Linked DNA regions of Homo sapiens: region 1 is linked to region 2. A link is a loop called in an ENCODE intact Hi-C map of the cell type or tissue named here. Cell type or tissue: B cell. All regions are shown on one strand. Links, peaks and the distances in the headings refer to the core of each region. The heading gives the core; the rest is flanking DNA.

Region 1 (2,930 bases), core at 341-2,840, 50 kb after region 2:
CTCCCGAGTAGCTGGAATTACAGGCATGCCCCACCACACCCAGCTAATTTTTGTATTTTTAGTAGAGATGGGGTTTCACCATGTTGGCCAGTCTGGTCTCGAACTCCCGATCTCAGGTGATCCGCCTGCCTCGGCCTCCCAAAGTGCTGGGATTACAGGCGTGAGCCACCACGCCTGACCTTTTTTTTTAAATTAATTAATTAATTAATTAATTTTGAGACGGAGCCTCAATCTGTTGCTCAGGCTGGAGTGCAGTGGCACGATCTTGGCTCACTGCAACCTCTACCTCCAGGGTTCAAGCAATTTTCCTGCCTCAGCCTCCCGAGTAGCTGGGACTACAGGCACGCACCACCATGCCCAGCTAATTTTGTATTTTTAGTAGAAACAGGGCTTCACCATGCTGCCTAGGCTGGTCTCGAACACCTGACCTCAGGTGATCCGCCCACTTCAGCCTCCCAAAGTGCTGGGATTACAGGCGTGAGCCACCTTACCTGGCCACAATGGAGATTTTTTAATTTTCTTTATTTTTTTGAGATGGAGTCTCACTCTATCACCGAGGCTTGGATGCAGTGGTGCGATCTCAGCTCACTGCAACCTCCACCTCCCAGGATAGAGAGATTCTGTGCCTCAGCCTCCCGAGTAGCTGGGATTACAGGCACGCACCACCATGCCTGGCTAATTTTTGTATTTTTAGTAGAGACAAGGTTTCACCATGTTGGCCAGGCTTCTCTCAAACTCTTGGCCTCAAGTGAGCTGTCTCCCTCGGCTTCCCAAAGTACTGGGATTACAGGCGTGAGCCACTGGGCCTGGCCACAATGGAAATTTTTTTATAATTCAAGTGTAATTTGAAAATTGAGGTAAAATTATTATTTTTTTTTAAATTTTTTTTTTGAGATGGAGTTTTGCTCTTGTTGCCCAGACTGGAGTGCAATGGCACAATCTTGGCTCACTGCAACCTCTGCCACCGGGTTCAAGTGATTCTCCTGCCTCAGCCTCCCGAGTAGCTGGGATTACAGGCATGCACCACTACGCCTGGCTAATTTTGTATTTTTAATAGAGACAGGGTTTCTCCGTGTTGGTCAGGCTGGTCTCGAACTCCCGACCTCAGGAAATCCGCCCACCTCAGCCTCCCAAAGTGCTGGGATTACAGGCGTGAGCCACTGTGCCCAGCCAAAATTATTAAATTAAGGTTAAACTACTTAAAATATAATGAACAAACATCCAGTGAACAGCTTGATGAATATTTACATATTCATATTTACACAACCATGTAACCACCACTTATATGAAGACATAAAACATTTCCATAACCCAGACTATCCTTCATAAAAGGTGATTTTCCAATTCTGTCATTTTTTTACGAACTTGAATTAGTTCATAATGAAGAACTTTCCTATCATTTCTGGATGCTCTTGAATATAGTTTGCCCAGAAAAACAAAATAAATGTGATTCTTTTCCTTTATTTGCCTATTATACAATTAGTGAGTTGATGTTCCAGCAGCCTCCAAAAGGTAACCAGTGAGGTTTTATTTATTGATTATTGATGTCATTATGAACTCATGGAGTTTTAAAATACTTGATGTGTAAATATTACAGTACTTTGCAGTCATTATGCTTTTTGATGCTCAAATTGTTCCATCTTGTCATACAACCCTTGGAGTCCTTAATTTTTCTTAATTTCTGGTAAGATAGGATATTCCAAGTTCATCTTTTACATTTCCAGCCTCGGAATTGGAACTAGCCACTTCCCTAAGGAGTTCTGCATATTTGTTTGTTTTAAATTATATTTACTCACTATAATCTGGATGCTGGGTCTTTATTGCTATCATTTCTTTTCAGATCTTTTCAGTGCACAGAGCTAAGAATTTTTTTTCAAAATAAAAATAAATTATGAATAAATACTGCTATTTCTAATCTAAATTAAAGATTAAAGGGTTTTTACTTAATTTCTTTGATTTTGTGTTTGCATCTCTTCTCTCATGTGTAAAATCTTGGTTCCTAATGATATTAACATAATGACTTACTTGATTTATTCCACTGGATAGATAGAATAGTTTCAGGATAACAATATCAATGTTATTACTAACAGTTAGATCACCGAATGCCTTTTAAGATTTATTCGCAGTTATTTTAGTCCTTAGGATCCAGCCCACAAAGTAGAAGAAAAATACTTTGTTCATGAATCACTTGAAATCATTATTATATGCATAGTTTTGCCACCAACTTGATATATAATCAGGTTCAATTTGTTTCAGTTTGTCTTCAATTTTTAACGACTGCCTCTAGTTTTCTTTTTGATTATATTCAGTTGTTAAATTATTTACAACTTGGCTGGGCGCAGTGGTGCTCACGCCCGTAATCCTAGCACTTTGGGAGGCTGAGGTGGGCGGATCATGAGGTCAGGAGTTAGAGACCAGCCTGACTAACATGGTGAAACCCCATCTCTACTAAAAATATAAAAATTAGCCGGGTGTGGTGGGGCATGCCTGTAATTCCAGCTAATCGGGAGGCTGAGACTGGAGAATTGCTTGAACCTGGGAGGCGGAGGTTGCAGTGAGCCAAGATCGTGCCACTGCACTCCAGCCTGGGTGACAGAGTGAGACTCCATTTCAATATATATATAATATATATATATATGTGGGTGTGTATTTACAACAATCTTGCTGTTCTAACATCTATTAGTGACCTATTGGTGCATAACAAATTATACCAAACTTAGCGGCTTAAAATAACCAACTTTTATTATCTCACAGTTTCTGTGGATCAGGGATCCGGTGTGGCTTAGCTGGGTGGCCCTGGCTCAGGGTCTCCTCCTGAAATGCAGTCAAGATGTCAGCCAGGGATGTGGTAAGGCTCGACTAACGCCGGAGGATCTGCTTCTGCCAGGGCTCGGTCACATGGCTTTGCTGGGCTTTGGATCCTCGCCACA
Region 2 (2,930 bases), core at 332-2,831:
GCACAGTAATTCTCAAAAAAATGTAAATTTTCTTTTCCCTTTCTACAATGTACTGTGCAGAGTTCCTAAATATTTCAGGAATGAATCTGAAAATATTGCCTTCAGATATAATTTGGAAAGGTTTGAGTGGGAGAAAAAAACTTATCACAGATACAACTAAGTTATCCAAGAATAACACCACTACTTTTCTTAATAAATCCTATTCAATACTCAAGTGGTGGAAACAGCTGGGAATCACACAGCTTTGCCTGATTTCAAGTAGCAGTCTCACAACTCTAAAAGAGCCTGTTTTTTATGTCACAGAGATTTAGGCATACCTAGCAGGGCTAGAACAAGCTCTCTACCAAGTCAAAGCAGCAGTATCCTACACACAACTGAACAACTTAGTAATTATTCAAATCATTCAATATTTGACACAGTAACAATCACTTTCCATAGGCATGCTCAAATACAATGAATCACAGTGTGAAATTTTACCACATGAAGTTTTACGCTTTATTTCATAAAAACAAAATTATTACACAAACAGAAGCATCTTTAATTTTCTCAATGGGAAATACAACCAAAATGGTGATTTGATTGCCTCTACAACACACAACACATTTTCATATTCAAACTTAGCATCCTAACATCTTCCACAATGGGAAAAGCATCACCTTTACCTAGATAAAGGCTGGACTGCATTAAGTAATCTAGTACTCCATAAACAGCAAACCATTTACTTTAAACTTTGCAGAACTGAATTTCTCCAGCAGCTTTCACACAGGGCCTTAATACCAGAGAAATCCCTTTTAGAACAAAGAATTATCCTTTCTTACCCAGTCATTATCCCAACTCTGCTAAAATTTGCCCTATGTTCCAGAATCTCTCTCCTTTTATACAGCACGTTGAAATCCTCTGATTCTACATATGATCCTAGGATACTTAAGATTTTCTTCTCTCAATTTTTCTTTTCATCCAAAAAAAAGGTGTTTAAATAAAAACTCAAAGCTTAGTCATTCAAAAATTGTGTACTGAGCATCTGCAATGGGTCACATATTGTTCTAATCATAGGAGAATATATGGAAGTACACAGTGCATCAAATATCTCTGCTTTTGTGGAACATTACAGACTGGGGATAGAGACAATAAACAAGCAACAGCAACTCCAACCCCCTACCAGATTATTTCCTTTACTGGACATCAAAGTGAAATGAGTTTCTTAGAAAACAATTTGATAGATCATCCTTAAGCTCAAACATGGAAATTATCTTGACTTGGAAATTAATCTTGACTTGTGAATTTTGCCTATTCCGGTTTTATGCACCAACAATCAAAGGGAATTACTTCTCTTCCTTTCAAATTTCTATGTTTAACCGACATCTATAACCCTTGTTTTTCCATTAAAATATTTGACTCACTAGAGACAAGAGACCTAACTGTACAACACAAGCTATACTTAGCCTTCACCAGTAGAGGGCGCCAGACCTCACTACTTTTTTTTTTTTTCTTTTTCTTTTTTTTTTTTTTGGAGACGGAGTCTTGCTCTGTTGCCCAGGCTAGAGTGCAGTGGCACAATCTCGGCTCACTGCAACCTCTGCCTCCTGGTTTCAAGTGATTCTCCTGCCTTAGCCTCCCAAGCAGCTGGGACTACAGGCAGGTGCCACAATGCCGGGCTAATTTTTGTATTTTTAGTAGAGATGGGTTTTCACTATGTTGGCCAGGCTGGTCTAAAACTCCTGACCTCGTGATCCACCCGCCTCGGCCTCTCAAAGTGTTGGGATTACAGGCATAAGCCACTGCGCCCGGCCCATAAATAACTTTTGATTCCTCAGAAACTTAACTACTAACAGCATACTGATGACAAGAAGCCTTACTGATCATAAAGAGGCGACTAACATATTTTGTTACATGTATTATAATACTGTATTCTTACAATAAAGCAAGCTAGAGAAAAAAAGAAACTCAGAAGGGGTGGTGACTCACACACCTGTAATCCCAGCACTTTGGGAGGCTGAGGCGGGCGGATCACTTGAAGTCAGGAGTTTGAGACCGGCCTGGCCAACATGGTAAAACCCCGTCTCTAATAAAAAATGCAAAAAAAATTAGCCAGGTGTGATGGTGTGCACCTTTAATCCCAGCTACTAGGGAGGCTGAGGCAGAGAATCGCTTGAACTCGGGAGGTGGAGGTTGCAGCGAGCTAAGATCGCACCACTGCACTCTAGCCTGGGTGACAGAGTGAGATAGTCTCAAAAAAAAAAAAAAGAAAAGGGAAAAAAAAGGAAAGAAGAAAATCAGAAAATGTATTTATAGTACTGTACTGTTTTTACCAATAAAGTAAAATTACATCATCTGTTTACAAGATCAATCATCTGAAATGGCGGACAACCACAGCTGCAGACCTCAGACCTCAATCTATGGTACCTATCAAGCAATTCAACTTTTTCTTATAAGAAACTTTGCAGAACATTATAACGTCATGACTTTTCTCTGCTTCTTGGGAGCCTGTTCGCCAGCACCACTAGTGACACTTCATGAGTCCCGTAATGTTATTCAAGGTTTATGGTATTGCACTAAACATGATGAAAAATACATGAGAACATGAGAGATCATTTTTTACTATGATAGACCATTTACTGGAGAGATGAACTGCTCATGCAGAGATCAGCGTCACATATTTTCATCGGATACTTACAACAAACTCATCGCAGTAGCAAAAGGAGATGGCTATGAAATTACAGTAGTAGAGAATGTACTAGTTAATTTTATGCAGTTATGACTTAATCCATCTTTACATTTGTTCACATTTCTCTCAACTGCACGTGGCACCACATGTGGTCTATAAAAACGTTTGTGTGCATTAAGTTTTGATAAATGTTAAATTTATAATAGATTTATGTATATTTTATGGTAGTAAATAGATTATTATCTACATGTATTTTACGCGTTCA

The links. Hi-C counts contacts between places; a loop is a spot of excess contacts. Peaks named below come from ENCODE experiments on the same cell type or tissue, not always from the same donor. Only the 100,000 strongest peaks of a DNase experiment are listed, where the experiment ranks them.
Region 1: it touches region 2 in a loop (2.3-fold over the local background); 3 of 110 quality-filtered maps call a loop at or near these places.

Annotation. Positions count from the first base shown.
Region 1 is chrX:41,063,444-41,066,373 of GRCh38, reverse strand. No RefSeq gene overlaps it. Among named protein-coding and RNA genes, the nearest start is that of USP9X, 21 kb to the left of the region's middle. In B cell, for the core only: no CTCF peak of the experiment used is centred there; no DNase peak of the experiment used is centred there.
Region 2 is chrX:41,113,801-41,116,730 of GRCh38, reverse strand. All of the region lies in intron 1 of USP9X (ubiquitin specific peptidase 9 X-linked), which reads right to left. Among named protein-coding and RNA genes, the nearest start is that of USP9X, 30 kb to the right of the region's middle. RefSeq lists a silencer at 1,949-2,081. In B cell, for the core only: a CTCF peak has its summit at 1,450 (motif pointing right); a DNase peak (open chromatin) is centred at 1,440; H3K27ac peaks cover 478 bases.